2 separate regions of the Mus musculus genome follow, and region 1 is linked to region 2. Evidence: chromatin loops called from intact Hi-C (ENCODE). Cell type or tissue: gastrocnemius. All regions are shown on one strand. Links, peaks and the distances in the headings refer to the core of each region. The heading gives the core; the rest is flanking DNA.

Region 1 (16,619 bases), core at 3,016-11,015, 570 kb after region 2:
GAAATTACCTTACAGCTGAATCTCATGGAGGCATTTCCTCAAGGGAGGCTTATTTCTCTGTGATAAATCCATCTTGTGACAAGCTGACAAAACCAGCCAGCACACATCCATAATGTATGTATGCATACGGGTATATATATGTATAGTACAGCAGAGTATTTCATAGGTATAAAATGAAAAACCAAGTTGAGAGAAAGGTGTACATAGTGTTGATTGCTCACCAGTGCAGTATTGTAGAATCACTTGAGCTATGGAAAGTATTATTCCAAAGACTCCTGGCAGTATAACCCTACAAACCCATCTAGCATCCATGTCCTCCTGAGTTCTCGATGCACAGTAAGCAGTATTCTTGGGGGTGGGGGGTGGCGGGGAACAGCCCTTCTATCAGAAAGAGGTATGAAAGTTTATCTTTTCTGAGAAAAATGAAAAATGTCTAACAAAATGTGGTAGGGATTGAAAGTAAGATCACAAAGATAAATGGGCCTTCCTGGGAATACTCAGCCTAGAATGAAGGAAGAAATAACTATCATGGACTTTCTTTGATAATATGCACCTCTTGCTGTTTCTTTCAGCCATTCTCTTAGTGAAAAATTTTGTTGACTATAATAAATCACAAATATCAAAACAAATAAATAAGCTAAAACTAAAATTTCTATTCCTGCAAGAATTTCTTCAAATACATGAAATTAACAAAGAGATTTTAAAAAATCTATTCATGTGCTATTTTAAACTTTCCTTTGAGTTTTATATCTAAGATCAACATTGTTAGTCACAGCAATTGCATTATCATGACGTACCTGCAAATAATTGGATTTCTTCACTACTTTAAGTGCTGTGTAAATTTGATTAAAATTAATTATAATTTTTTAATGTTGTCTAGTGTCCTGTGATTCTTCCCATTTGTGAAATTTTCTTAGAAATGTGCAATAACTGTGTTTGCATTTGGCTTATCTGAGCTAAGATAAACTTCATATCTTAAAATTGGTTGAAACAGCTTTGAAATAGCTTTTAATCTATACATTATTTCACCATTCTGGCACATAACACATATTTATATACTTATTCACGTATATATGAACCATATATACATATATATACATACACACACACACACACACACACTTGGTGAACAAACTGAACTATTTATTTTGTAAGATTTTTGCCTAACTTTCTGGCTTTCACTATTGAATCCCTCTGGGAATACACTAAGTCTGAAGTTTCAACTGTTTCTAGAAGATAAATTCCCATGGCATATGTCTTTGTTTTCTATTTTTAAGTTACTTCCTCCTAAACTATCTCTTATAGATCCATCATAATGAGACATATTTCAAAAACTATTTATTAGGCTTCTGTTATCAATACTATATTAAGTATATCATGTGACAAAACAGTTAACTTCCCCACTAGAGCATGCACAGATGGGTAAAACACTCTCTGCTTGCTACAGCTTTCTCCGACATCCAACACCTCTTGCTGCTGTCTTGACTCCACATAGTAAAGTATCATTTGATTCACAGGCATTTGGTTATGAATTAAATGACAGCTTGGAGTGTGATGCTATTCTTATTACACACAAACACATGAACTACCCTGGGTGACTCCTTCAGCCCTCTTGTTCTAAAAATACCACCATTGGGTTTGCCAGTTTCCCTTGAGGATAACCTGAGTAGCCAAATCTTTGGCCAGGAGAATCTGACCACAACATCTGCAATCACTCATGGCTTAATGAGTTGAGTCTGCAGAAAGCCAAAATGTAATTGTATGTTTATAAGACATTTTTATCCAGGCCTCAAATTATTTCTTTTGTACTTGTTTCTAAGGAAAATGAAATCAAGTCTGTCCCAACTTGGTTTGTCTCCACAAGAGAACTGTGTGGTTCACATGAGAAACACTAAAATTCTTTATTCAGCAAGAGACTAATCTACGTGGATGCATCACACTCTGGGCAGGAATACCCGATTTCAGTTGTTGATTGAATCCACACTTTCCTTTAACACCACTTCAACTGTTCTTTTCAGATTCTAGATGTTAGCAAACTTTTGGCTAGTCAGAGGTGAATTCACCCACACTCTGTACTATATTTAAATGTAAAGTCGGAGAGTGTGATGCTGACATAAACTTTCACATATTTAAGGAAGTTAAGTTCCCATAGAAGGATTTGCTTTTTCAAAATGATTGGTGTGTGTGTGTGTGTGTGCGTGTGTGTTCTTCAAGTGTGGGGTAGAAAGTGTTCAGAAGAAAGTGTTGAATCCCCTGGAGCTAAGTTGTGAGATGCCTGACCTGGGTGGTGGGAAATGAACTCAGATATCTGCAATAGTGGTGCAATATCTTAACCACTGATTCATTTCTGTAGCTCCAACAGGATTATTTTTTTCGTCTTCTTCTTCTTTTTTAAATCTTTCTCAGTTTCCTCCAGTGTGTCTCTTCCATAATCAAGGCAGGTCAAGTGCCAGATAGTGTACTGGACATTTTATAGAGGACTTACTTCTTCATTATACCCCAAGTAACACATTCATTAAGAAAATCTCAAGTCAAAGTACCCAAGGAGCTAAAGGGGTCTGCAACCTTATAGGAGGAACAACAATATGAACTAACCAGTACCACCTAAGAGCTTGTGTCACTAGCTGCATATGTAGCAGAGGATGGCCATCAATGGGAGGAGAGACCCTTGATTTTGCAAAGATTATATGCCCCACTACAGGGGAATGCCAGTGCCAGGAAGCAGGAGTGGGTGGGTTGGGGAGCGGGGCAGGGGGTGGGGGTATAGGGGACTTTCAGAGAGGAACCTAGGAAAGGAGATAGTATTTGAAATGTAAATGAAGAAAATATCTAATAAAAATTAACATGAAAAAACTCACAAACAAAGAAAATCTCAAGTCTGTTGCAGTTGCTCAACTTGAAAAAAATCATCTTTGCTGGCTTTCTATTGCTTTTGCTTCTTACATTTATATTTCCCACAGCACAGCTCCAAGATGCTTACTTCCTATAAGCACACATTCTCAAATACATCGTTGAAGCTGCCTGGTCTTGCACTTAGGGAGGAGAAAGGGGAAGGGATACTGATTAAAATCCATTTCTGGAGATACAGAATCACTTCAAGCTAAATTCTACTTAAGATGAAGCATGTATCTGGTCTTTAACACAAATAAAATCAAACCCTAAGAGTAACTTACTAAATATAGAACAGAAAGCATAATCAGACTAGATGGCCCATCAACTGCCTATGCACAGCTTCTCCCCTGTAGAATTCTCTATTTCCTTTCCTTGACAACTAAATGTTCAATATGAACACAGCCTCTTGAACAAAAGTGTGACAACTGGTGACTCAGGTGAGTTAGAGCAAAACAGAAATGCTCACTTTGGGGATGCAGTAGATAAAAGGAACAGGAGCAGATGAGTAATGCAATTTAAATATTCCCTTTTCTGGTCTCAGTGGGAGAGGATGTGCCTAGTCCTACAGTAACTTGGTGTGCCAGAGGGGCTTTCCCTTCTCTGAAAAGGGGATGGAGGATGGGAGAAGAGGGGTTGTGAAGGTGGGACTGAGAGAATAGGGGGGAGAGGAGGCTGCAATCAGAATGGAAAGTGCATAAATTAATTAGAAATTCACATATTTTATCCTAATTAATAGCAGAACATCTATACAAATATAGAAGTCTTATTTGACCAGAAGACAGACCATAGAAAGATAGGAGAATCTCAACTTGATTCTTCACATTTTTGATAGTTCCCAACTTTATCCAAAAGGGAGGCAGGAAAGTTGGCAGCCTTAATTGGTCTGAGGTTTCAAGTCATAGGTAGAGGATGGTAGCCACTGACCAACCTCTTCTTCGTAGACCTGGAAGGTATATGGAGTGCTATTCTGAGTTGTCATCTCATCTGAGATTAAGATTCTTTGCTGTGTTTTATGACTGATGAAGTACTGTAACAAGAAAAAGACAAGTAAAGTTGTGTGAGCTCTCTGGGCTCATAAAGGAAGTTTCATTGTGGACTTCCTATTGTTTGCTAAGCTGGGGTTCCTTATTCACTATGTTTGCCTTTGTCTTTATTTATCATGCTTTGTGAAGAATATTGTTCAGAAGAAATCTGAAGAGCAACTGTGTTAATCCCATACCTTGTACAAACAAGTCCAAGCAAGACATCCTGGACAATGAATGAAAACCAATCACCAGACCACATAGGTCTTTTGCCTCCCTGTAGCTTAGAAAACTCAAGAAGAAATATAAGATTTTTTAATGTGATTGAAGTGAAGTTGTAGGCTGTAGTAACTGCTTCTCTTCCTCTAATATTCATATATTTGTGCTTCTCTGAGATGCTGATCTACAGTGCAGTTTCTGAGCTTCCTGCACACACACACACACACACACACACACACACACACACAGACAAACAAAACCAAAACAAACAAACAAAAAACAGGGTGGATCTCTGATGATGTGAAAAACTAGCATTGCTGGCATAGAATTATCAGAATGCAAGGGCAACCTGGAGCCAACTGGTCAACCTTCCCATCTTTCAGTCACATTTCCAGAGAAGTGCTAATTTGAAAACAGAGACAGGTTTAACTATGTCAGCACTCTGTGGAAGCAATTAGGCTAGTTTCTATTCAAATTTTAAAATATTTTTAAAAAGATACTCATTTATATGGTAAAAGAAAACTATTATTTGAAAGAAGAATACTAAAAAAAAAAAAAACCTAAAATTCTAACTATAATAATGATCAAGATCTAACGAAATGAACCTACACACACATAACACACACTGTCTTAGTTTCTTTTTCTATTACTGTAATAAGAAAATACTCTGAAGAAAGCAACTTAAGAGAGAAATTGTTTTTTATGACTCAGTGTAAAAGCAGAATATAACATTACTAGGTAATCAAGGCAGTAGGCAGCTGGTCACATGGTACTTGCAGTCAACAAGCAGAGAGACAATAAATGTATGCTCAGCTCTCATTTTCCATCTTATAGCATTCAGGATCTCTACCCATGAAATTTCCTACCCATAAGAAATATGACTATTCCCAAGTCAATTATTAAGATTATCCCAACAAGCAAGTCTAAACACCTATCTCAATAGGCAATTCTTAGTTCTGAAAAGGAGAATCTTGTCTCTCATACCCACGTGGACTGACCCAGACCTGGATATGAAATAAGTGCTTAATTTGTGCAAACTTCTAGGCACTCATAGAGCTCCTGACGAGACCTTTTACTCATTCTTCACAGCAAGTGTCTTCTTGGTAATCTCTTCTTATCCCCATGGTGCACAATATGAGACTTTGCTCTCCTTTACTTAAAGATATATTGTTTCTCCAGGAAACATATTCAGACAACAGTTTAGTCATCCCAAGTTATCCAAGGTGAGATACAGGAAGACAGTCATGTTTTTGCCAATCTTCAATAAAAGGATCACCTCCCTAATACCTACTCCTGTACCTTATCACCCAATACACCGAGCTGAGCAAGGTGGGGTAGCAAGCCAGTAAGCAGCACCCTTCCATGGCCTCTGCATCAGTTCCTGCCCCCAAGTTCCTGCCCTGTGTGAGTTCCTAACCTGACTTCCTTTGGTTATGAACAACCAATGTGGAAGTATAAGGTTGAATAAAGTCCTTCCTCCCCAACTTGCTTCTTGGTCATGATGTTTTGTGCAGGAATACAAACCCTGACTAAGACAGTAGGTAATATTGTTAGATCCATAACGACTTTGGTGGTTATATTCTTTTGCTGCCCCAGACTTTATTCAGCTCTTTCTTAATTCAGTTCTTCCAAAAAGTATAAACGAAATGATTTGTACTTGACCTCAGAAGATGTAAGGAAAAAAAAATCATATAAGCAGCATAGTAACAGATACTAATTTGAAAGAAACAATATACCAAAAGGTGCCATATGTGACCTAGAACAAGGCATTGTATTCTAACTTCCAACAGTGCTTTTGATGCCAATATTAAACATATCGTAAGTAGGGACTCTAACCTGTTAGGGACCCCAGGGAAGGTACTTGGCTAGTTGGGCTTTCTTTTTGTCATGTGAATAAAGAATATAAAACAAAACATTCAGATGAGCTCCCAAGACCACTGTGTTTATGGCCAATGTCTTCCTTCTCTAGAGTTAACCCCATGAGAAAGCAGGCACCATCTTGGATGAGTCATTCATACCTTCCTTTGCTGAGAAACCCTTTCTGTTGTCTTTTCCTTATGAGAATGATAAGGAGTTTCTGGACAAGCATTGACCACATCCTCTAGGTTATAACTTGGGGTTACAGAATAGAGTTTCAAGACTCTACAGATATTTTGATGACCACCCTACCGAAATACCTTGTAGCAAAACTGGAGACTGGTTGGAGGTTGACAGTACCCATCCTACCTGGGAAACCCATGTTCCGCCTTGAGATCCTGCAGCCTCTGCTGCCCCCTGGTGGTGCCTACTAAAGTTACCGTCCCATCGCTGGAGTCCAAGTTCCCAGTAAAACTCAAGAACCAACTTTTAAGATTTTATTGCACTTGGAGTACTGTGTGTAGAGCTGTGGCACAATGTCATAACATATGTTTTGTTAATATAAATTTAACATTCAAGAAAAAATATTCATTTTTCTTGAAAAAAGATTCCCTAATAATTAACCAAACATACATGGAACTGCAGCTAATTAAAAAAAAAAAATCAGAAACATGGAACAAGTGAAAAGTACCTCTCACTCATGCCAGAATTTTAAAACAAGAGTTATGGAGATCATTTAAAAACAGTTCAGATGAAGTTTGTTGATTTTATATCAATGGCAGTAATTTCCCCATCTTTAGAACACACCATTTGATTCTTAAAATTCTTTAACTACAAATATGTGGGTGCTGCCTCTGCTTAGCCCAAATTAAACGCACTAAAGCCTGAAATCAGCCTCCAAACACTGACACCATTGCATACACTAGCAAGATTTTGCTGAAAGGACCCTGATATAGTTGTCTCTTGTGAGACTATGCCGGGGCCTAGCAAACACAGAAGTGGGTGCTCACAGTCAGCTAATGGATGGATCACAGGGCCCCCAATGGAGAGCTAGAGAAAGTACCCAAAGAGCTAAAGTGATCTGCAACCCTATAGGTGGAACAATAATATGAACTAACCAGTACCCCGGAGCTAGCTCTTGACTCTAGCTGCATATGTATCAAAAGATGACCTAGTCGGCCATCACTGGAAAGAGAGGCCCCTTGGTCTTGCAAACTTTATATGCCTCAGTACAGGGGAACGCCAGAGCCAAGTAGTGGGAGTGGGTTGGTAGGGGAGTGCGGGGTGGGGGGGAGCATGTGGGGGACTTTTGGAATAGCATTGGAAATGTAAATGAAGAAAATACCTAATTAAAAAGATAAATTATAAAAAAGAGGAAAATTTAGGACTGCTTTATAGGCTCTAGTATTTCCATTAAATATGTTTTCTCATTTATAATAATGTCCACGAAGAAAGAAGAGTTATATTTGAATCAAGTTTTTTGAAGCATTCCAGAAAATGGCCTCTAAATTGCCATGATCTACTTATGAAATTCAAAGACTATGACATATTTCTCAACTTATCTATTATTTCTTTGCCTTTGACTGAGCGTCCACTAAAGAACCATTTTGTTTCTGAGGGTTTCATTTAAAGAAACGTCTGGTAATAAGATCATGTTCACATTCTAGGAGGACATCTGTTTCCAATTCTGTTCCTGGAAGCCAGGCAGAATTCTGCACAACTCAGATCCATTTGACAGTTTCTCATCTTTGTTTCCACTGGCGAAATGGCCTTCTTAAATGTTCAACTTTTCCCAAATAAATTAATACCTATAATTTGTGTTCATGTCTAATCTAATGTTCCCAAGCTGGGATAATTTCTACTCAACGATTCCCCCACAGCTGTTGGGTAGTAAAGGTGTTCTGTGCATTGTTTTTTATGTGGCTGCATATCACGATCAATGCAGAAACCACATTTTAATGTATCTGAATCTGTCTTCTTCGGATGCTCATAAATTGGATATGTACTCAGGGCCAGGTGGGTGGGTTTTTTTTCACTGTAATAAACTGTTGTGAAATCTGAGGAGTTATGATGTACAACCTTGGGCTACAAGGGGGTGCTTTTGACACTCAAACGTCTCCAGGAGATGGAAAATTCAATTTATTTTATTGCCCTTTTTAAAAGTTCTAAAAGTTTGGGAGAATTAAAAACTGCTCTTCATACTTCTTAGAAGTCTTAAGATCTGTGACTAGTAGGAATTAAAATGTCTACACCTTGTATAACATACAGAGATAATAAAAATAATTGATTTGAGTTGAAGCCAGGAATAGGATGACTGGTACTAACACAGACAAGAACCAGGGAGTTTCTGATGGTCAGATGCTCACCATCAAGATCTTCTAGACACCAAATGGATGAGCTGTTATTCTTATCTTCTGAATGTTGCTAACATTTCATTTTCAAGCCTGAAGTTGTCTTTTTTTTTTTTAAAAAGATTTGGGGGGTTTTGTTTGCTTGTTCTTAATTATATGTATATATAAAGGAGAACAACATCATGCAGAGTTATGGGCAAAACACAGAAAAAGACATCAGATCTCCTGGGGATTCAGGCAGCTGTGAGTCACCAGATAGAGATGCTTGGAATCACATTTACGTCCTTTACAAGGGCAATAAAGGCTCTCAACCACTGGGCTATGTCTCTGGACTTCAAATTGTTATTCATCAGTAGCTAACTTTGTAAATCCTTCTGCTTAATATGTTCTGGCCTCTCATAGTTACTCTGGATCCAAGACGAGTCCTACTTTTACTGTCTTCGTGATAAATCTTTAAACACTTTCCATCCAATCTGAGAAACACATGGTTTGGGAACTATTCATTAACCTCTCAGTTACTGACTTTTATGTCTTGATCAGGCCATACTGGAAATGGCAACTACTCACTTTTATATTACCTTAATTAGTCTAATGAGCAATGTGGTGATGTACAATTGGTTTAATTTTTCAATCTCCAGCATGGAAACCGTGCCTGGGACATAACTAGTGATAAGCATTATCAATTGAATGACTGTTGATAGCATACCTTAAAGACAGTCAATTCTATCTACACATGAAATTAAATATTATTTCTAGAACCCTAGATTTTACTGTAATAAAGAAATGTGCCCTTGTTTGCTTTTATAATCTTAATTCTGGGAACAATTTTGGTTGTACAAATACTTGCCTTTATTTGTCAAACTCTAGCTAAAACAATTTTTTAATCTATGGTGGTTACACAAAAAAACTAACTTCCAGAGATAACACTAATTAAATAGAGTTCACCAATCTTTTTTCTCTCCTGCTCTTAAAAAAAAAGTAATATGTTTAATCTTGATTACTAGGCTCAGATCTATGTTCTCACTAGAATTAACTTTTAAAACTTACATCCCTAAATATAATGATTTATACACAGTAAATGTTCAAGTATTTATTAAGTATGTAAGTTAATTACACAGAATATACTGAATAAATTAGTTTCTTGCATCTAATGTAGGCCAATTTTGTGTTACTCTGCTAATTCCCTATTATGTAAAATCTCCCCAAGACCAAATGTTATAAATCTCTGTGCTATTCTCCAATATTATCTATTCACCAAAGTTCTTGACACACAGAAATCAGACTCTTACACTCAGGCCATACTTGGACATTCATCAAATTGAGCAATGACACAAAGACCATGAAAATAATCTCCACTACACTAAAGCTTTTAAATTTTGACTGTTAGTTACACTCAAGAGCCTCACTCTCACCTTTCTTCCTAATTCTGGGAATCCATGACATCTAACCCCAGATCAAGGGAAAAATAAAATTTATAGCATGGAGAAGAAAAAAGCTCACAAAATGTCCATCAGAAGACCACAAGGCATTTGTGATTAGAACACTTAGCTGTTGATTCATAAAGTCCAGGGAATATTCTATAATTACGTAGCTTTATTAAGTATAGAACAAGATAAATTAAAAAAAACAATAAATAGCAAGTGACGAGAGGTAGATGATGATTGCTAGACAATAGATAGATAGATAGATAGATAGATAGATAGATAGATAGATGATAAGTATATAGAAGATATATAGAGATGCTAGATAAATAATTGATGGATGGTTGAAAGATAGATAGACAGATAGAGTTATATAGATTATAGATAGATGATAGACAGACAGACAAACAGATAGACAGATACATTAAATCAGATACTTATAACAGCCAGAGGAAATCAAATGGGAAAACCCCTTTAAGACAAACAGTTGAAGTTCTCAATAGAAAGATTCCCTCGCAGAGCAGAGTGTCCCCTTGTATGAGGCTCCCAAGTGATAGAAAAAAAATAGCAACAAATAGAACAAACATGTGAAGGTCTGGGGAAACGCAGTAGAAACTGAGAAGGGGGTTGAATAGTAGCTGAGATCTTGTTGATTTCAGTGGAGCATTCTCTGTGTGGCCAAGTTTCTCATGACTGGACTTCTGCCTTCTCTCTGTAGACACTTTAATATCCTGAGATAAACAATAACATCTGTCAGAAATGTTTAACCTTCTAGCTGCTCTGAAGGACACAGTGCATTTATTCTTGGGCTTTTTGCCATTCTCTCTTCCCTGTCACAGAGTTGAGATGAGGGGAGAGGAGGGCAGCTTATTTTCAGGCAGGGGACATTGGAGGACGTTTGCTATGAACATGCTTGGCCTGAAATGGAGCAGAGCAAATCCTGTTTTCAAAGCAGCTTTTCAGGGACCTTAAACAGCACACGATAAAATGCCAACATAATGTATATTGCACTTATTACTACAGTGCATATTACCTGGGACTAGTATGTTGTCTGCAGGTAGATCACAATTATAATACTCCTTTTACCTTCCCAAATTTGGTTTCGGTGGACGTGTGTGTGTGTGTTCTGTTTTCACTCACTCCTATCACAGTGTTAAGTGTTGCACCTTTATGTATATTCTGCCCGCTAGCCATTGTCATGGTTCGTAGGTGTTACAGCTCAGTAGCAATACTTTCTCGTCCTTTGGCAGCTTTCGTAGGATAATCTAGAAAGCAGGAAGGAGTCTTTCAGGTTAGATGCATCTTAAATCACTCAAGTCCTATGCCCTAAGTGTGCAATATCTTCAGTTCTAGGAGTTATTGTTCAACTCCTGAGAAACAACCAGGAGCTCCGTTGGCAATCTGTAGAGATTATCATTTAGATTACCCTGACCAGTTATTTAAAAGGAGGTTTCTTGTGCTGATGTTGGGGATTTTGTCAGTCTATGGTTCTTTAAGGTGTGTGTGTGTTGAACATACACTCATATGTATTGTGTGTAAGTTGAGGTAAACATAAAAAATGTGATTCCTTGAAGCTTTATCAAACTCACTTGGTGTTATTAACAAAGGTCACGTAGATATTACTTCCAGAATCAATTGTCCATCATATTATACTTGGAACCACACCTCAATGCTTCAGCCCTTCGTCCTGGGTTCCTTGCTTTCCTGTTATAGAAGACTGATCCATCTTTGTAGGTAAATCCTTGTTGGGAGGCAGTCAGATCCTCCCTCATTCCAGCAAGTCCTCAGAACTCCACTTTCATTTTCCATCCTGGGTAACTAATTGTTTTTTCTTGTAGCAGATAGATTCACATTTCTAATCAAATTTTTGTTAGGTGGTAATAAATTCTTCCCTTATTCTAAGACTCTAGAAATTTCATTAATAACTTATAAATACTCCAAAAGTCCACCTGCACTGTAATACAGAGGCATCAGGTTCTATCACTTCTAACAAACATACCTACAATAGACTCTGCAGCTTGGGCAGAAAGACTGACAACCTGGCATAGAGGGATCTCTGAAGGAATGTGGTAAAGACTCCACACCTCAGAGGCTACACAGTGGGCATTAAGCAATTAATTCAATGAAAAAAAAGATCTACTTTGTATTATGAGCCTCGCTTTAATGGAAGAAGAATTATTTCAAAAAGTGAGTGGATTACTAAGATTTTAAACATCTTCAAAGGCAAATTACCATAACCATCTGCCTTGAAATTTGTGAACTCTGGAAGTATGATTTGAGCTAATATATTCCAGGTTTCAAATTCTTCTACCGAAGAGACACTATTTATATATCTTATTCCCTTGAATATATAAAGTGCAGCCTTGGCTTTAGGCAAGATGCCCTGGGTGCTTTTAAGAGAGAGAGAGAGAGAGAGACAGACAGACAGACAGACAGACAGACAGAGACAGACAGAGACAGAGGGAGAGAGACAGAGAGAGAGAAAAGTCAAAGCTAGATAAGATAATTTTTGCAGAAGTCTCTTCATTAGTAATCAGTGTCATGGCAATGCTGATTTATGTCTGTCTTCTGAGTGGCTAGAACAGAATTCCAAACTAATGCCATTTCTGCTTTCAAAGGACTCTATCTTCTAGACCTCATTTAGCATGAGGATAGAGAAACACAGATAAATGTCTTATCAGGCAAAAAAGTAATTTCATGTTCTTGCAGCTCTTCCCTCTGTCTATTCAAATGCTAGATGCCCTTTCATCTTCTACAAATGGTTTTCTCTTAATCCGCAAGAAACTAACCCATTCTTCCTAACAACATCATTATATTTTGACTGAATTATCACAGAACAATTAAGAGCTGTTCTCATGTGGCACACACTTATCTTCGGCTGTTTGTTTCAAAATTTCATTCAGCTGTGCCCGCCACTATTTCCTCATTTTGTTGAATGCTTCTGTCAGCTCCCAGCAAAAAGAATAGCACAGTAGGGGGCAGGGCAGAAGTCACAGTACTATAAGACATCACTGCAGCTCCTAACAATGTTCTCCATTATAGTTCACTGAGCTAAAGACAATGCATTATTTTGTTAAATAGTGTTACTGTCACTGCAGCAAAATATCCCACAATATTAACCAAGCTGTTGCTCTGACACTTCTGTGTGTGTGAGTGTGTGTGTGTGTGTGTGTGTGTGTGTGTGTGTGTTTGTAAATCCCTGTTGTGTTATAGGTTATATTTTCAAGATGCACTTTACAAATAGGTTTAATGTGTTTTAAGGAGGTGTATTACAAATAAGAATAATGACTTTAAAAGAAGTCCTGAGACTTCATTCTTACTAGGTTGATTGCAAAGGATGTGATTTTCGACGATATAAATTAATTCTCCTAATTTCCAGTGTCTACATCAGAATAAAGGCTTGTGAAGATTTTAGTACTAAAATTAATGTGTCCAACTTAGGGATCCACTAAAGGAGACATTGTAAAAGGAGGAGGTATTGCTACCAGTAGATACAATTAAGGCATTTTGCCTCAGAATTCCATTAAGCCCTGGTGTTCTGATTTCACATCTATTGCTGTGATAAAATGTCCTTGACAAAAATCAATTTAGGAAGAAAAGAGCATCTTTGCCTTCCATTTTCACGCTGTACCCCATCCTTGTAAATCACAGAGCATGAGCTGGAGACAGCTAGTAGGTACATCACGGTCAAGAATGGAGACAAATACAGGAACCTATTCTGCCTGATTGCTGCTTCTGTTCTGATCTAGCTTTCTCCTGTTCTACACCCTTGCCTAGGGAATGGTGCTACCATCACTGGACTGGATCAGCCTCATTAACAAGACAATCCCCCACAGGTGTGTCCACAGGCCAGCCAGAGCTAAGAAATCTGTCATTTGGCATGTCTTCCTAGTTGCTCTAGGTTGCGGCATAATGACATTTAAACACACAAGGCAATAAAGATACAAAAACTCTGTGTGCATTTGTGTGTGAGAGAGACAGACAGACAGAGACAGAGAGACAGACAGAGAGAAAAAGGGGGTGGAAATAAATCTTCAGCATTAGCTGAAGGTTTGTTGTTTCAGTGGGCTTACCTACGGTCACAGAAATACTATTTCTTGTTTGCTCACTTAGGGAGTGTCTTGAGCACCATAGCTGTGTTCAGAACATTTTCTAAAATCCTTTGAGAAAACATGCTTGGGCACTTGTTTCTTTTGTTTGTTTGTCTTTGTTATTATTGTTTGGGTTTTGAGGTTTTTTTATGTTTATGACATGGCAGCATAAAGCATACTTTTAGTTACACAGGTATAGATCACTTTAAAGGACAAATGTGATGTCAGTTATTGAAACACAAAGAAGTCACAGTTTTACAATTGAGTAGAATCCTAATCTGGCTATTACTGCTAAATAGCTCAGAACTGTCTTGCACACTGTATGGGATTATACTTACAGCAAACTCTATATAGTGATTCCTCAATTTATTGTATAATAAGTGTCTTCTAGGTTAAGTGTTATAATTAGCCACTGGAGACATCAAGTAAAATATGCTTAGCATTCCTAAGCACTCAGACATGGTCCAGGAGAAATACATAAAAGGAGATAATTAGATAACTACTGCAGACAAAAGGATATAGGCCCATTTCCCCAGATTTTTCTAGCTGAGTACAGCTTTGAACTACAGAAAACCTACAAGGGACAACGTGAAGGCAGAAAGAGAAAAGGGATCTGTCTAACTAACAATCACAGGAAATGGATGGACGGCAGAGAGCACCATAAAACAACCCAGGGAGGCGTTGCCCAGCTCTGAATTAAACAGATGTCTTGCTTGACTATGCCAATTGGAAACAAAGGGAGGATGTGTGTTTATGGGAGCCATCAAGTCCCAGTTGAAAAGAAAACAAAATGTTTCTACATCATGTGTGATACCTGGTTCACCCACTCAAAGGCACGGGGCCGTTGGGCAGAGGCAGCTCTGGCTCTGAGGAGCCAGCCACAGCGAGCTATCTGGGAGGGGTTGCACTTTGTCCCTGCAGATCTGACACTGTTCTTACCAAGAGACCAGAGTGGGAGACTCATACCAGAAAAGGGGACCCAGATACAGTAAGACTGTCCCCTGAAGTACCCTTTGTCCTCTGAAGAGAGAGAAGACATCCTTCCCTCATGATGGACATCAGATAGCTCAGTTTGTGAGGATTCCTTATTCCTTAGCAGTCTGGTAGGATCCCAGTGGCCTGGACATATGCTGCGAAAAAATTAGGAGCATTGTAAAGACTTAAAAATTGTTTTTTGCTTTTTGTTTTCTTGTTTTAAAAACACAAAGTGCACTCCCTCTCTCTTACTCTCTCTCTACACACGCACACACACACACAGAGTGAGAGAGAGAAAGAGAGAGATTGAGAGAGGAGAGAGAGAAAGAGAGAGGGAGGGAGGAGAGAGAGAGAGAAAGAGAGAGAGGGAGGAGAGAGAGGGAGGAGAGAGAGGGAGGGAGGAGAGAGAGGGAGGGAGGAGAGAGAGGGAGGGAGGAGAGAGAGGGAGGGAGGAGAGAGGGATGAGAGAGAGAGGGAGAGAGAGGGATGAGAGAGAGAGGGATGAGAGAGATAGAGGGAGAGAGAGGGAGAGTGAGAATGAATGAATATGAATGAGAAGTGTTGGTGAGGATGTGGAAAAACTGCAGCCCTCTCTTTTACTAGTGAGAAAGTGCAGCCACCGTGCAAACCACTTACTGGGTCTTCAGAACTCAAGCAAACAATGTCATGAACTGAAGAATCCACTCATGTGTATGTACAAGAGAATCGAAGACAAATGTTCAGGTTCAAACATAAATATCCATAACAGCATTGCTGAGATTACCCAATTGGAGAAATATTCCAAAGAGCCATCAACAGAAGACTAGCTTAACTACAATTCCACACATTACAATATAAAATTATTCAATTTTAAGTATTGTCAAAATGTTCATGCTATAATATGTATGAACCTTGAAACAATGCCTACTAAAAGAAATCAATCACATAAGATCACATACTTTTTTTTATTTTTTATTATTACGTATTTTCCTCAATTACATTTAGAATGCTATCCCAAAAGTCCCCCATACCCTTCCCCCCACTTCCCTACCCACCCATTCCCATTTTTTGGCCCTAGCATTCCCCTGTACTGGGGCATATAAAGTTTGCGTGTCCAATGGGCCTCTCTTTCCAGTGATGGCCGCTAGGCCATCTTTTGATACATATGCAGCTAGAGTCAAGAGCTCCTCAACAGAGGAATGGATACAAGAAATGTGGTACATTTACACATACTGTATGAATCCACTGATAAAACATGTTAAACATATAAACAGGGCTGAGTGGTAAGAAATAGAGAAGTGATTCCTAAAATGTAGAGGGATGCCATTTGTCATAATGGAAGTGTTCTAAAATATGTGACTAGTGGGCTATAACACTGACCATATTTAACACCACTGAGATACACATATAAAAAAAACTGAATTGTCACTAAAATTATATATCCATATGTAAATACTCACTAACCCCTGATCCATGCACTTGGACAGTAAGGCTCTGTGTTCACCCTGTCTACTGCACAAAGATTTTTTTTTTCTAATAAGATCTGACATATGCATTTATTTATGTGTATAGAGATGGTTATTTTGAAAGCAGTTTGCTCATAGGCCCCACCTAAAACTATTACTTTGCTAAACTTTTTGTTTGTCTGATTGTTTTAAATAGTTGAGATTTTGTTCCATATTTTGGTGTTCTGGATTCACCAAAGTCATTGAAATTTAGGAATTTAAATTGAAAGTTGTTTTGAGTAATAGGCCGAAGAGCTCTTTCCCTTGGTGTTATATGAGAGTCAACTTTAAGGAACTAATCTTGAAG
Region 2 (16,619 bases), core at 5,633-13,632:
GAATGTCTAGGCTGGGCATGGGGTCTTGGCAGTGTGTCTGTGTGTGCACTTTTCTCTCTTAAACCCAAAGCCAAACATAATTGATTTTTGGAACCACTGCTCACGCCTTTTCTCTCCTTCAGTACGAGTAACAGAGAGTTGAAGGTTTTGTTTTTGTGTTCATTCATACTCTGTGTTTTACAAATAAAGAATTCTAGACCCCAGAGGCTGCAATTGCCTGCCTTTGTCCTAAGACTAAGCGGCAGGTAACTCTTCCTACCTCACTGGGCCACTCTGAGTGACGACTGCTTATGAACTCCCTTGAGCTGACATTCCCGTTTCTGAATCTGAGTGCTTTTCTCTCTTCTCTCCTTTGCCTAATCAGCTGGACGGCCAACCGCCATGTGATGTAAACCCCCATTCGAAAGCGCTGTTGCAGATAGAAGAGGAGGCGCTTGTCACTGATGCAGAGCTATAAAAAAAAAAATGCTGGATGGTTTTTTCCCCTCTTTTTTTTTTTTAAAGGAATAATCATTGCCTCGTTAAATGACATAGGAACACTGTGGTGTTGGTAGGACCTGTATTTTTGTTGTTTATTTATAAGAAGGTAATTATGTGTGTGTGTGTGGGGGGGGGAGGAGTGCAGTATTGACCTTTTAAATTCAGCATCCTAAAAGCACAAGTGGAAAAGAAAACTAAACAAAGCTCAAGAACTTAAAATCCTTCTCATACTCATATGATTAATGATCTCGTTTGACTCTCTAGTGGTTTTTCGAAGAAGGTATTTTATTTTAATTTTTTAAGTTCTTAAACATTATTTGAAATAGTTAATATAAATGTGTAACTGTGTTTGTTTATTATAATGTATTCTAAGTTAATGTGGATCCATATGAAAAATTTCACTTAAATCCACTCATAAATTTGCTTCTTTTGTGGTTTTCTTTACACGGAAATAATCCAATTGAAAAATAATTTTGCCTCTCTGTAATGTTTTATTGGTTTGAGGAGGGCACTCAATTTTCTTTACAAGGACTGTTGATGCTAAGCAAATGCCAGGAGAGGGCTGTTTACTTTCAGTAATGAAAAATATCCATGGCTTGTATACCAGTGATTTCCTCCAGAAACACGTGAGCTCTTCTGTTCCGCTGCCTTTGTAAATAAACTTGGTGATGCATTTAAGGAATGCTTTTTAAAACTCTTTATTGTTTCTAATTATTTAATGCGTTTGTGTTTCTAAAGTATGTGGTGTGTATGTATGTGTGGTGTCTGTGTGTGTGGCATGTGTATGTGTGTGTAAGAAGGTAATTATGTGGCAGGTGTGTGTGTGGCATCTGTATGTGGGTGTGTATGTGTATGGAGTCTGTGTGTGTGTCATATGTGTGTGTGTGTACCACAGGCACGTGAGTGTTTGTGGAGGCCAGGGGAGGGTGTTGGGTTACCTGGAGCTGGTGGATGAGAGACATCCATTATGGCACTGGAAACTGAGCTCAGGCCCTGAAGAGCACCAAGCTATCCTCCTGGCGACCCTGCCCCAAGGCCCCCTCTCATGCCTTTTAATTCTATTTAAGTGTGCACACCTTCTTTATTACATCTTACATATCTTTACTAAGGAGCAATTGACACATAAGACAAACTGCATATGTTTATATTCAGTGTGTATAACTTGGCAAGTTTTGGTGTGTGACTTCCTGCTACACTATTCCCACAACCACGATGGTTCTGTAGAAGTTTAATCTTAATCAATAATTTTATTTCCGATAATGTTATGATTTTGAATGTGCTTTTATGGCAATGGAAGTGGCTGTTGGATCAGCTTTTAAAGATCTATTCTTTTTTTTCTCCTAGGGAGTTTGGAAAAATATCTAGAGCAAAAGCAGTGCTTTAAGACAAGAAATATGGATCAAAAATAGCTAATATAAAATGTTAGTGAGCTTTGAATAAAAATATAAGGACCCTTGGCTCCTTGGTAAAAATGCAAATACTGCGAGAGCTATGTTAGAGGAGGCTTAAAATACATACTAAAGCGTTAATACGGGAGGAAAATAAGAATCAGTTCCAGAGTGTTTGGTTGCTGAGTAATTCTTTTTATTTCCAGTTATTAAAGTAATATGTACCTATTAAGGACATTTTGCCAAATTCCCCATAGCATTTGGAACGTAGCCTACAGCTCCAAACGCCAACGAAAGCACCAGTGTTTGAACTCATTCGGCATGCGCGTGTTTATCCTGCGACTTAGCTAACACTGGCTGAGTTTTCCATAGTCTTTTTTAAATTTATTTAATTTTATTTGTAATTCAGTTTTTACACTCGCTATTCTGTTTCCCGCCCCTCCCTGTCCACCCTCTGACTGCTCCACATCCCACACCCCCTCCCCCACCCCACCTGACCTCTAAACTCCCTGGAAGTCCTTTTCATCATGCATGTTACTCAAGCATTCTACCCCAGGTTATACCCCTAAGTCTCTGTTTCTTTTTATTTAATTTTTATTGGTATTTTTTTTATTACACACTGTCATGGGTCTCATGAGGATGCTTTTATCTAGGAGTATCATATGCTTTGATTGTGTTCACCCTTCAATGTCCCCTCCTCTCCCCAGACAATAGAACCTCTACTTTCATGTCATATGTAAAATATCATTGTATATGAAATGTAGCATCTATAAATAAGAAAAAACATTTGATATTTAATGGGATGGTTTCCATTTGCAGTTATTGTACATTGTGTGTGTGTGTGTGTGTACGTGAGAATGTGAGCATGTAGTGCCACTGTGTGAATGTGTGTGTGAGTGTGTGAGAGAGAGAGAGAGAGAGAGAGAGAGAGAGAGAGAGGGAGAGGAGAGAGAGAGCGCGCAAGAGCAAGCAAGCAAGCGAGCCAGCCCACAGAGCTAGTTTTCTTCTTCTACCATTTAGGTTGGCAGCAAGCATCTTTAACTCTCTGAGGTACCAACCGACCCCTGTGTTCTTTTCTTAAAATAATAGTTTATTTTTCCTTATGGCAAACAAAACACCACTGTGTGTATATATACCACATTTTCTTTACTCACGTGTTTGTGAACACCTAGGCTGATTTGATAATTTGAGTTTTATGAACAGAGTTACAATAGAAATATCTCCTTTGGTTCTTTTGGGCATAAACTCAGGAATAGTATGGTTGAGTCCTATGGCCATTCTGTTTTCAGTTATGTGAGGAATCTCCATGCTGATTTCCATGGTGACTAATTTACATCCCTACCAACAGTCCATAAGTGCATGGTGGTACCCTTTTACCCACATAACCTCCCTCTCTCTCTCTCTCTCTCTCTCTCTCTCTCTCTCTCTCTCTCTGTGTGTGTGTGTGTGTAAATTACAGCTGGACAATTTCTAAGCTGAATGACTGACTTGTGGGCTAAGTGGGCAAAGCAGACAAGATTGATAATCTGTAGCCAAGCAACAGCCAAGATGGGGTTGCAGAATCATCGAGAATCATTCAGGGCGTGTGTGAGTGGCATTTGCTAACATTCACTCTGTTCTACAGAAACTAGTACAAACTATGCCTCCCTGCAGTGGTAGAAGTGTGGGAGAGAAGTTAGAAGGGATGGCTTCTTGGTTCAATATTGCTTAGAAGGTGTTTCCAGTCACAAGTATTCGTGAACATAGTGAATCATAAAAGAAGTTTTCACTCCATAGGTATGTTAAAGTGTGAGTCATCTTTGATACTAAATTAAGGAAGGAAAGTATTGTGGAAGCTAAATTTGTTCTGTTTAAGGATTTAATCTTAGTACTTTGCTTGAAATATTCCTCAGTATCAGAGTGATTTCTAATCTCTAACACCACAAATGGAACTGTCTGAATTTCAGTGATTAACAGCATAATAGCTACCTTTGGTGTCTAATAGGATGCATTGTTGCTGGGACTTTATTTTTTTAAATAGCACTTTTACATCCTTCCGGGCAATCTGGAAAAGGGATTAAGAAGGCATGCTCTCACAAGTCCAAATTCATGCCAATGGATATGGATTTAAAAACTCATTTGTGCACAGATATATGCGTAGAGTCAAGAAAGCAACTTTCAGGTGATTCTTTTAGAAACACGTGAGCCTGAAGGTCATGGACACACTCACTTCAGTCCATGGTCAAGGAGACCTGGCCTGGAAAAGGAACACAGTACGTGAAATACTGAGAGCTGGGGTCACTGAAGGAGTAGAGATGTCTCAGTGGCAGTTGTTACTTGATTTTGTTCAGAGCAGGTATGATTCTAACGAGTCAAGCATTCGGGGGGGGGGGAATAAATACATTTCTGAGTCAAGTCCACATCCCATGGGTTTCTCTCTTTTGTATTCTCACCAAAACCTTACGCAGTCTGGCCTGTTCTGCAGAGGCCTGGGCAGGTCAGCAGCTCTGCTCGGGGTGACAGCCTTTCAGGAAGTGAAGGAGACTATTTGCCATGGTACCAAAAGATAGAGAAAAGGAACAATTTCCAGTATTCTCCTGGACAGTGAGATGCTGTGGTTTAAAATCGTTTAGTGCACATATCATAGAGAACAGAAAAAGAGGAGTCTGAAGGGTCCCAACACAAAGAAGATGTTTCAAGGAGATAAAAATATCACAGAGACTTGTTCATTGCGCACAGTAGGTATGTACTGAGTTATCACCCGAATCCCATAAATCTTTACAGTGATCATGTGCTCACTTAAATACACTTAAGGTCTACAAATACCAGATGGAAAATGCCACGGGACCGAATGAGTTCCAGAAGTACTTTCCGGAGAGGGACAACCGGATTATCTTCATTTTAGGCTTTTTGTCAAATGTCATCTAGGAGGATTATGGTGACCAGTTGGAGTCATTCTCTGAGGTAGCTTTATGACTTTAGGGTACATTTCAGCCTGCAAGTACTTTGTGTTTTGTTTTGTTTTGTTTTGTTTTTTTCTCATTTGTTAATTCATTTTGGACCTCAGAGCAATACAGGTTTTATCTGGGCATAGGATTGTCTGGTTTTAGTTGTATCACCAGTATTCAGAATAGTGACACAGCTGAGCAGTGATGGTGTATGCCTTTAAGCCCAGCACTCAAGAGGCAGAGGCAAGCAGATCTCCTGAGTTCAAAGCCAGCCTGGTCTACAGAGTGAGTTACAGAGAAACCTCATCACAAACAAAGAAATATGCCATAGTAGGTGACAATAAGCAATGAATAACAGAAATGTCGTGGTGGGACTGGGTAGGTAGGTGGCTGAGGGGACTCAGCCTACCGGCATGCTGAGACCCAGACAGCTGGAGACAAGGTAGATTAGAAGCCAGAGAGGAGACAAGCTGCATATCAGGGATTGAGCTGAAGCAGGAGAAAACGCTATTCACTCTGTGTGTGGGATTTCTATGGTCAAGTCAACATGGATAGAAAGAAATTGACTTCCTACTCAACAGGTAATCAAGAAGTTCGATTTATCTCACAGTTCAATAATGTTGAGCTTCTCGTTCATCTCAGCCTATGTGACCGTTCGCAGCATTGGCTCACCCTGAGAGCAATAAATTGATTGATACTATAATGGTGACAAGATTTTTCACTCCCTTGTCTATTGAAAAGACTGATTTTCTATTTTTTCTCCACTGTGTAGGAAGTCTTCCCCGAAGACTTCACCAAAACACCACAGTTATGGATAGAGCTTGAGTTATTTGCTTATTTTGAGCCAAGAGTGATCTTCTATTCATGTCCATCAGGATTCCTACTTTTAGCTTGTCAGAACAGCCTCCAGCCATGTTCGTGTTAATCTAGGAGGTTATGATGGAATACATGTTGGGGTATCAACCACAGTTTTTATTATAGTTAGCATTTAGGAACTTTCAGAATACCTTATCTTGATCTCAGAGGGTTTCTTAAGAATCAATACATAGAGAAAGGAGACAGGGCAAAAGTCATGTGTGGACATGTTCCTTAGTCACAAATGGCATATATTCTACCAACTAGAAAAGACTGGCTCAGGGCAATGGTGAGGAGAAACCTGGTTACTTTGCAAATGCCTGCTGTAAAATCTGTGAAAGACAATTTCATCTTCAAATTTCTTATATAAACTTCAGGACTGCAACACATGAATTGAGTATTCTTTTCCTACAGTTAAACTCTAAACTCGTAAGGTTTGGTGTTAGATGCTACATTTAGGTGACTTGGGAAGTTCTTATTTTGCTTTGTAACTCGATGAAGCTCTTTGCTACTTACATTATAAAGACCCTTAAAGTACTTTATGGACAGTTAAATTTATTTTTTCACAACTTATTTCTGCAGAGGATTATCCCAAGTAGATTAGAGTAAAAATAGAATTTACTGCAAATGCCACAGTAGAGCCTACAAAGATCATAAATTGATATATTTTTGCATGCTATTTATTTCTTAAAATTAGCTCCAAAAGATTACTGTGTTACAGGTTTGCCTGTGAGACACTGACTATCCATGTTTCCATTTAAACCGTCCATTTGTTAGGAGCACATTTGCCTCTTCAACCTACTACACAGCACTCAGGGAAAGTCCTTTGGAGTTGGTCTGAGGGATTTTGAGTTCAAGTCCTTGAGTAATGGAAAGCTCTTCTTACTTCCAATCCAATTTAGGATGTCTGAGCCGTGAGACGCCCTGTCTGAGGCTGTCTGAGACTTAGGTTAGAATGCCCACAATGCTTGAGTCCTTGTCTCAGGAAGACAGATGAAAGTGGCCTTACAGAATTCATATCAGGGCGTGTTGAGCACTCTCTACATGTCAGAACTGTCCAAAGTAGGACAGTGCATGGCGGTTTCACATTATTAAGTACAGCTGTGAACAGTTGACTTCTTCTCCCCATACGGTCAAACCCCATTTTCTCTGAGGGAGAGGCTTTCAAGCATAATTCAGTCTATGCTCTGCAAGTTTTTCAGATTAAAATCAGCCAGGTAAGGATTTCTCCTCTTAACAGGTAGCCACTGAGCACTGGCAATGTATGCACGACTGTGCAATGAGTCATTGTAGGCCCTGTGTGTGTTCCACTGGTTTCTGCAGGGATGCTAGAAGCATCACCATTCACTGAAGCACGGATGGAGGGTGTGTGCTACACGGTCTAGCCATTGTCAGTTTCCGCTCCCACCCTTGGTCCTAGCTCAAAGCTCTTGTGTAAACATTACTACTCCCCACATCTACAAAGTTGACAGTCTGGGGTGCTTATTTACACATTTTACAGCTTTGGATGAGACAGTTTTGGGGGAAATTATTCAGTATACTTATAACTACTTTGATATTTGCCAGCTAAAAATCATGAATTAATGTTATTTCATTCACGGTTCTGCTTCTTTGAGGGGAGATTAGTGTAGTTCCAACTATAAATACTAGTGTTTATGAAGTCATATTTATAAATACATACTCTTACCCAAAAGATAATAAAAAGGCACCTGTGGTCTCCGTGGGCTTGTCGGTTGACAGACGTGTTTTCTGTGACCCCAGTGGTGCCTGTTTCGCTGGAAGGAAAGTCACCTGCTCCGTGAGTAGAATACAGAATGAGCTGTGAGGTCGTCCGATTCTAGGCAGAGGATGGCAGAACTTGTTTAAATATTAAAACATTGATTTACATGTATTTTAATGTTTGAAATGAAAATTTAAGCTTTCCCAATATCTCATAGAGGCTGACATAATGCTGGTTTTGACAGTCCCATTTGTCACCCATGCACTACACAGGCATCTCAGGACCTGACTGGGAATGAAGCACAGTGTGCAGGGCTTAGCAGCAGTGCTGCCCTTGGTCTTTAGCTTTGAGCACATCGCCATGACTTGCAATCTGCTCTTTGCATCTCCCTGCCAGCAAAGCAGTGAAGCACATGAGGAAGATGAAGAATTCATTTTTACAGTGCTGGTCAAAGTCAATGATGTGGTCCTCCTGAGAAGATGTAAACGCAGCAACTATGTATTGAAAAGAACATGGCGAGTCCTTTGTCAGTGAATATTACTGGAAGAAGCACAGAAAATGTTGCCGAAGAAACAGACGTGGAAACTAATAATTCAGTGTGGAGGGTGGCTTTACAGTGCAGATGTCTCCATCCCTTCCGGAGTTTGCTAACTTATGACCCAGTGAGGAATCCAAAAATGACTTCCCTGTGAGCCAATGAAAAGGAAAGCACTCTAGAAGGCTGGATACACAACAGTGGATTACTTCCCTATTAAAGACATTTGGCAGTAAAATCATGCAGTCCTGTCCATTGGCTGAATCGTTATTTCAGAATAAGATGTTCCCAGAATAATGTTACCCCTGTACTAGCTTTGTTCCACTTATTGCAGGTTTTTATCATCAATGGAATTTAAGCCAGAAATCCCCAAAGGTGGTTAGTTTTCTGAAAGCCAGATCCTACCAGGGTGTAATAGCACTGTCTACACAGATAGGAATTGGCCATGGTTTTTCTTAGCAAGTGTTTGATGGCTGTTTTCATGATTTCCTTTGGCAATAGCTGAGGTTTCTGTGTTTTCCTCTACAAAAAGCATTTCAAATCTGTCTATCCAGCTCACTGACGAGTGGCCTGGTCTTTGTTTTCTAGCATAAACTTAAAAGTTAAGTAAGCTTTATCATTTCTTTGTAAGGTAAAGAGACCAATTTTAAAATGTGTGAAAAATAACTCCTATTTGAAAAAAAAATTGTAGGCCATTTTTAAATTCGTTGTTTATAAAGTCTTCATTGTTAAGAGGTCTTTTGGAGGAAAGTAAATGTTTGACAAGTAACCAGTCTCATTTGCAACTAATATTTTTGAGAAAAGTTTTAAAGGCCACACATCTAGTAGAGCCCCAAATACCATTTTTTGCTTGTTGTAAGGGTAATTAGGGTCCGAGTTTGGAAACCGGGAAAGAGCTGTCTGTGGTCGCACCTCTAGGTCTACAATCTTCGCCCTCCTAAGGCTAGAAAAGAGGCAGAGACTGGAGAAGCCCAGGAAACTTGGGAGCTGTGTAACCAGGTATAGGCCAACAGCAGGAGACCCTGTCTCACACAAGATGGAAGGCGTGGACTTGCAAGTGTTCAAATTCCACAAGTGTGCAGTGTCACACTCATATCTGCTATCACTCAAACATGTGCACACACATTCACACACACACACACACACACACACACACACACACACACACACACGAGATTTAGAAAGATTGCTTTTTTCTTTCATCTTTAGCATATTTTAATAATATGTAATATGATTTTTGTGGGAACAAATATGTTAAATGTGCACATTGGAGGCTATATGCATTCAAAACAAAACAAAACAAAAACAACTGAAATGCATTACTAAAAATGGAGAGGTCCAAGTGTTTCTGGCCAAACAAAAGACAGAAAGTAAGATGAACTGGGGAAGTCATCACCTTACATCTTTTCAGCCCATTTTTCATAATTTTGAAAGAAAAAAAAATCCCCTCTATTTTGTAAAATGTTGAGCTGCTGAGACAAGAGAGAATGGGTAGAATTTTCAAAAGTCCGTAAGAAAAAGCACGTCTGCAGTAGCATTCTAAGCCCTTTCTTTGGGAGTTTTCAGTTTGCAGTTTGCAGTTCTTTTCTGCATTCTGAACACTAGGTGGCAGTGTGGACACAGGAAGGAGGCCAAATGCTCTCCCTCCGTTTTCTTTTAAGGGCTGGTAATTTACAAGACAGATGTTGCACAGCTAAGTTCGTCCATATTAGAAGTCCAGGCACTGAGCACTGAGTCCTACAGGACACGGGCTAAAAGATTAACATGGTTCTTAAAGGACAAGTATCTGGAGGGCAGCAACATCCTCCTCTGGCTTGGAGCTCTGAGCTTCAAGGGTGTGCTGGGAGAACAAGGCTCTCTCTGGCTTAGCAAGCAGGGCTGGACCACTGTAGTCCAGAGCTGCCCTGTTTCGTGGAGATGGTGTTTCAGGAGTCGCAATGCCCTCCCAGCTATTGAGACCACAGTCTTTGCAGTGGGGTGTGGTTGCAGCCATTTCTGATTTTCTTTGTGGGAAAGTCAATTCTCTAGAACAGTGGTTTTAAAACACTTCCAGTTTGGTTTTTTTTTAAATCTTTTAAAAATCATCCACCCCCTCTCCAAAAACAAAACAAACAAAAAACCTAGTGCATCTTTGAGATGTGTAAATACTAGAATTACCTGTGATCAAAATGAAAAACAAAAAACCGTAACCCCTACCCCCAAACAAAACAGTCAACCCAGTAGGCAAAGGCATTAAACACAGGAGTGTAATTGCTGGGTTCTCCCTTTGTTTTGGATTCCCAGGGCTGAGTACCCCCCCTTAGGCAGATTGGTAACCCTATCATTTGTTTGGGCATAAAAAAACAATCTAAATATGTAAACATCTCCATATATCTACATATGGATGTGTGTTTACAGATGTGAATGGTGCACAGCGGTCTTTCTCTGGATATCTAAGTAGAAGTCTGAAATATCAGCCCCCTATGGTCATTATGCAGCTCTGACAGCTGGCTTGATTACCAAGATGGCTCATGGAGTGTGGATGCGAAACCCGTGTCCTGTAGATCAAAGGAATGAATCATAGACTGGATAGATGGAGCAGGGTGGTCGGAGACTCTTACCATGGCCTCTTGGAACAGTTTGAAGTGTGGGAATTGTTTGCTGGTCATTGGTAGTGAAGCCAGGTAAAGCCAAGCCCCAGTTCTGAAGGAGTTAACCTTATCTTTTAACCTCTGAGTAATGAAGACCCACTACGTGGAGGCCTTGCTCTCTGTGATGCAGAAAAACAGAAATGTCCTCGATGGAGCATAGGGAGAGCCGTACTAATGTCAGGTGAGCGCTGCCGAGTGCAGCGGGCGAGGTGGAGGGGAATGGGTGAGCTTCTAGTCTCTATGGGGATTGTCTTGGATTCCTGAGTCCAGTGATGGCTAAACAGACATCTTCATGAGACAGAGGAGTGGGCACTGTACATTTTACTGAGGGAGGGAAGAATCAACTGCTTTGAAGACCATGGGTAAGAAAACACAGACAAGCAGAGGGAGACCACAGACGCTGATGCCTGTGGAAATTCATTGGCCTCTTCTAGAGACAGTGTACAGTTCGATAAGGAAATAGTATGTTTTAAAATAAAATAGTTTAGTTTTTTGTTAGCATGGCTGAACAAAATACTGATGGGTGCTCTGTTTCTTTCAGCTTCACACATTTGGATTATGCCCTGTCAATGTCTGAAAACTGCAATACCAGAGAGGCATCCCTAAACTTCCTTTTTTTCACTAAGAGTCTGTAAGACTGTCCCCACTGCCTTGCTTCTGGTGTTTTTCATGTTGAGTTTGATTTTCCTCCTATGGCCAAACTTTTCTAAAGCTGGGTACCACATTTTCTTTTCATTTGGCTCTGCCCTCTTCTTTCTGCAAAGATGATATTGTGGATAGAGCGACTTGAAGGAGGAGAAGCGTTTCCTGGAAGCCGGTTCTCTACAAAGAAAGTGGTCGGATGCTATGTAAAACTCATTACAAAGCTGCCTGGCATTTCACAGAGAAAAATCTTTAAATCTAAGCTTAGCCAGGTCCCCCAAATGCCCATAGTCACCCTGTTGTGAAAGGTCTAGTTGGCTATGATTACAATAGTTTTCTTTTGGAAATTACTTTTTTTTTACTTTTTATTAATTTTATTAATTTATTATTATTATTTTCTTTATTGTTGTTTTTTATATCTTGATTGCTGCCCCCTCCACGTTCCCCTCCTCCTCCTCTAAGAGTGTGGGCCCCCCTGGATATTCCCCCACCTTGGTACATCAAGTCTCTGCCATACATTAGGGATGTAGTCCATGATAAGGGAATCAAACCCACGACCACACCCTAACCAACTGAGGTAACCTGTCAGCAGCTTATGAAATCTTGGGGGGAAAAGTTTACATACATGGGTGTTTTGCCTGAATGATGTGTTTGTTCACCATGTGCACGGAATACCCAGAAAGGTGAGAAGAGGGTATCAGAGTTCCTGAGATTGGCGTCACTGATGGTTGTCAGCCTCCACATGGGAGCTGGGAATCAAACCTTGGTCCTGGAAGAGTAGCAGCGCTCTTAATTCCTGAGCTATTCTCTAATCTGATGGAAGTTACAAAATCTTATGACCAGTCATTATTGCCATTTGAAAAAGGGCTATGCATCTAAAACCTCATGAAATCCACAGTAATTCACCTATGCTGTGATGAGCAGCTATTCCTACCCAACTCTGAAGCCATTGTAGAAAGAGAAGCCCAACTGCATGGATTTTTTTCTTGACACTAATATAATCGAGTATACCAATATACTAATATAATCTATTATACTAATATACTAATGTAATATCCACAGAAGGCAGTGTAGACAGATTTCCCATCTCCATGTCAGGCCTCACCAGTGTGGACCATGGGTCCATGCTGTGAACACAACTGCTCAGGGATGGTGTTTTACTGAAAATGTAGAGTGAAGTGCCATGAAGCTCAGGAATTAACATTCCTTGAGGACACACTTGACCCTGCCCTTTGATCCCCGTGGTTTTCGTGTGAGCAAGCCACAGGTCATGTCAGGTGTCTTCCTCAGTCACTCTCACTTTTACTTTGTGAGACAGGATCTGCTATTGAACCCAGAGCTTACGTGTTGGCTAGACTGGCTGGTCAGCAAGCCCTGATTACCCTATCTCTGTCTCTCTAGCTTCAAGAGTATAAGGGTACACATCATGGCCACCTTTGCTGCCCTAGCACTTGGGTTATTGGGGTGACACCGACCTCAGCTTTGTTTCTGTGGTTGCTGAGGGTCATACACAACAAAGAAAAGATTTTACCAACTGAGTTACTTCCCAGCCTGCCCTGCCCTGGTCAGCCAAGTCTTTTAAAAACCATATAAACCCCATTTGTAAAGTATGCAGAACACACAAGAACCTTTTCCTAGCCTAAGCTACTTTAGAGACGTCGCCACTCACTGCCTTTTCTGCAGAGAGAGCTCTCAGAAGTTTAGACAACATCAGTTGAAGGTTCCATCCTATTGGAGCTTTTGATCCGTTTTTCTACCATTGACATCCCCCATCAACATTAGAGCTGCCTGGTTTTCTTTATTTCTGTAGTTGTTTGCATCATGAAGAGCAGCCTAACAAATCTCATCTCCTTGTACCCCAGTTTCTCCCCTCCGAAAAAAATGGTCATTATAATACAGCTCATGTAGCGGTCTGGAGCAGTGACTGACGTTTTGAATGAACAGAACATGGCGTGTGGTTATTGAATTTGTCCAAGTTGCTTTAGTTTTTCAAGCTATTTTTTAACCATCACACACATTCATATATCCTTGTACTGGTTTGAGGAAGAACATGAGGAAGGGAAGAGTTCTGAGATTGAGGTTCCAGCCCCACCCTTCAGACATGACGGCCTTCACTTCATCGCCCCCAGGTTTCCCCTTTCTAATCCGCAAAAGAGCCCTTTAGGAGCGTAGCCCAACCGTCTGCTGAAGTGAGCTCCTCTTAACACTAGGGGGCAGGCAAATACAATCCCTGAAGTGTGTGCCTTTTAGACACCAGAAATAATGAAAATCTATATTACAAAATGTAAAATTTGAAATAAAGTTGTAATTCTGATAGAATCTTCGGACGCACTGTAAGCTCTCATGTTTGAGCATTGCCTTTATTACACGCATACGACAACGCTTAGCATTTATCTAGTGCTTACCGTGTGCAAAGGCACGGCGCAACCCGTTCCTTTTAATAATAACTACATCAAACTCTGCACCCTGGGTGGCGTCCAAAATTATCTAGAGAGATCGTGAAACTGAGGATAAGCGAAAGTCACCCAGCTGGCAACTGGCAGAGCTAGGACTGCAACATGCATTAAGTGACTACACTTAAGCGGGGTTCTGTACCGTTCCCTGCCAGTTCCCATAGCCACCATGGAACCCTCCCACCACTGGGACTGCAGACAGCGTCTCCCCATCACTGTTGTCACAGAAGGGAGGTGATGTCATGGAAATATTTCGCACTGTGCATGAGTGATTCCAATTCCATAAAAGCTCAGAAGCCTTGATTATATTAAATATCAAAATTAAACCATGAAATTATTTGGGAGATGGATATTGGATTCACTTGCTCTGACGGTAGTCTGCTAGACCAGCACAGATAGATGCCTGTGTTGTCTGTCCCCAGATAGTGTACCACTCTTGTTAACTACCTCCTGGCCTTGCCTGTCCCCCTGTCGTTGCAAATGCTATGACACTCACCATGGCCTGCCTTCCCTCTTCTGTCATATTCCCTTTCCCAACCTCAGCTGGGGGTTTTCCATGAGCCTCCATTAGATCTCTTGTAACAGTGTGTTTCCTAAAAATCATCTTTTTATTTGAAGGGTCTTTGTCTCTTACCACTTAACAGTTACATCTATTTTTTTATTATTTTTGAGAAATTCATGCATGCATAGAAATCCACATTTCTCTCCCTTTCAGTTCCTCCCCTGTTCCCAGCATTGTCCTTTGCCTCCCTACTTCATGTGCTCGTGGCTTATACACTCATTGAGTTCACTTAGTGTTGGTTAGCTGTGTGTGCATGAGTGTAGGACTGTATCCTGGGGCATGGGCAGCTTTTCAGGGGCTACATCCATGAAGGAAACTGACTCCCCTTCCCCTAGCAGCTACCAATTGCCAACAGCTCCTCAGAGCTATTGAATGGAAGAGCTCCATGGATCCCTTTCCCCACTCATGCTGGGATTTTCATTGGCTTGATCCCTCCTATGTGTTTCTGGTACAGTCACAGTTGCTGTGATCTCATATGTCCATCTGCCTTGTGTCTGAAAAACACTGTTTCATTATAGCTATCATTTACCCCTGGTTCTTTTAAAAAAAGATTTATTTATTTTATATATGTGAGTACAGTGTTGCAGTCTTCAGACTGCACCAGGAGAGGGTCTCAGAGCCCATCACAGATGGTTGTGAGCCACCATGAGGTTTTCAGGGAATTGAACTCTGGACCTCTGAAAGAGCACTCAGTGCTCTTAACTGCTGAGCCATCTCTCCAGACCCACCCCTGGTTCTTAAAATTGTTCAATGCCCCCTTCCATGGTGATCTCTGAGCCTTGGGAGGAGGGGTATGATACAGCTATCTCGTTTTGATCCTAGTACTCCGCCATCTCTTATTCTCTGCACTTTGACCAACTGTGATCATGGGAGCCTAGAATAATAGTAAAATCAGAAATTAGAAGTATTAGAAAATATCAGGACTATCCCAGAACAGGTCAGGCCAGTGACAGACAAACCTGGATGATCATTGCAAATTCTCCTTTAAGTTATAATAAATGCTTCCGTGGCTGCTTAAGACCAATGAATCTTTTGTCACAAGGGAAGAGAGGTTGCATTCAATAACTGTCCCAGTGATCTGGATAATTATTTGGAGGCTACCATCACTTGTGGGAACATCTCCTAATAACTCTCTACTTTTCTTGTGAGACGTGCCTCTTCCATTTCCTGGTTATTTTCTTGGTTACAAAGGTCAGTTATTTAAACTCATTCTCTGTGTGTGTGTGCATGTGTGTGTATGTGTGTGTGTGTGTGTGTGTGTGTGTGTGTGTCTACATGCCCCGGTTCTCTTGCACAAGTCAGAGGGCAGCCTTGGGTGTCAGTCCTTGCTTTCTACCTTGTTTGAAACAAGCACTGTTGTTCATCACTGCATATGCCAAGCATTTATAAGCAACTCTGCTCTAATTGCACATGATCTCCAGGAATCCTGCGTCTCTGGGGAGGCCTAGAGAATATAGGCCAGGGAATGTTAACTGAAGGCTTGGAAAGGTCTCCATACATACAGACAGCTATGGGAAGCCTTCCACTGTCCTGGGTAAAGACTTTTCAGTATGGCTGCTTTGGAGTCACCCGTGTTCCCTCTAGTAACCCTTCTCCTGTGTCAGTGAAGCCAATGAGCTCACTGCTCCCCCTAGTGAACTTTGGTGGAATTGTACCTAGTTTTGTTGGTATATTATAAAGAGGGTGGAGGGAAGTGTTGAAATTGAACTTACAGGAGCATGTCCTGCTGTCAATCTTATATAAGTCCTGGTGATCCAAAATAGGCTCCTTAAATTTGCATAGCCAGTACCTTCACCCACTGAGCCCTCCCCAGTTGTTTGGGCACCATAACACACCACAGGGTCCTCCCTCCCTCCCTCCCTCCCTCCCTCCCTCCCTCCGTTCTTTCTTTCTTTCTTTCTTTCTTTCTTTCTTTCTTTCTTTCTTTCTTTCTTTCTTTCTTTCTTTTTCTTTTTAATTTTTATTTTCTCTTTTAGGGAGGAGGCTGCAAGGGCAGAGGGCAGATATGAAGGGACAGGGAGATAAGTGGGCCTGGGGTGCATGGTGAGAAATTCACAAAGAATCACTAAAAAGTTTTAAAAAAAATACAATAAGAAGTGTATTATTATTTTTTTAAAGGCCCAATAAGAAAGTACTTCATTTGTGTTGCTTTGGAAAGAGCTTTCAAAAACAGACACAGAGAAGTTTGAATGGAAATAACAAAACATTAAATGAATCAAAGGATTGCATTTTCCTGAGCAGGTATTTTTCATTCTGAAAGAGGCTGGGTTCCATGAAGCCAACTGCATTTTGTAACAGACTTGATTGCATCCTATGTGATAGGTGTTCTGGTCTTCTTATTAGCTTTAGTTAGTTATCTACTTAATGTGTGTGTGTGTGTTCACAAGCATATGTGCCACGGCACAAGTGCAGAGATCAGGAGCCAAC

Evidence for each region. Peaks named below come from ENCODE experiments on the same cell type or tissue, not always from the same donor. Only the 100,000 strongest peaks of a DNase experiment are listed, where the experiment ranks them.
Region 1: it touches region 2 in a loop (13-fold over the local background); 35 of 42 quality-filtered maps call a loop at or near these places.

The regions. Positions count from the first base shown.
Region 1 is chr14:102,504,224-102,520,842 of GRCm38, forward strand. No RefSeq gene overlaps it. Among named protein-coding and RNA genes, the nearest start is that of Gm41233, 58 kb to the right of the region's middle. In gastrocnemius, for the core only: a CTCF peak has its summit at 6,410 (motif pointing left); a DNase peak (open chromatin) is centred at 6,400.
Region 2 is chr14:101,933,532-101,950,150 of GRCm38, forward strand. Lmo7 (LIM domain only 7) reads left to right here. Exons shown (of 31, transcript NM_201529.2): 31 at 365-1,162. The coding sequence ends at 387. Among named protein-coding and RNA genes, the nearest start is that of Lmo7, 210 kb to the left of the region's middle. In gastrocnemius, for the core only: CTCF peaks have their summits at 9,499 (motif pointing right) and 13,386 (motif pointing right); DNase peaks (open chromatin) are centred at 7,724, 9,548, 9,742 and 13,368; H3K4me3 peaks cover 761 bases; H3K27ac peaks cover 243 bases.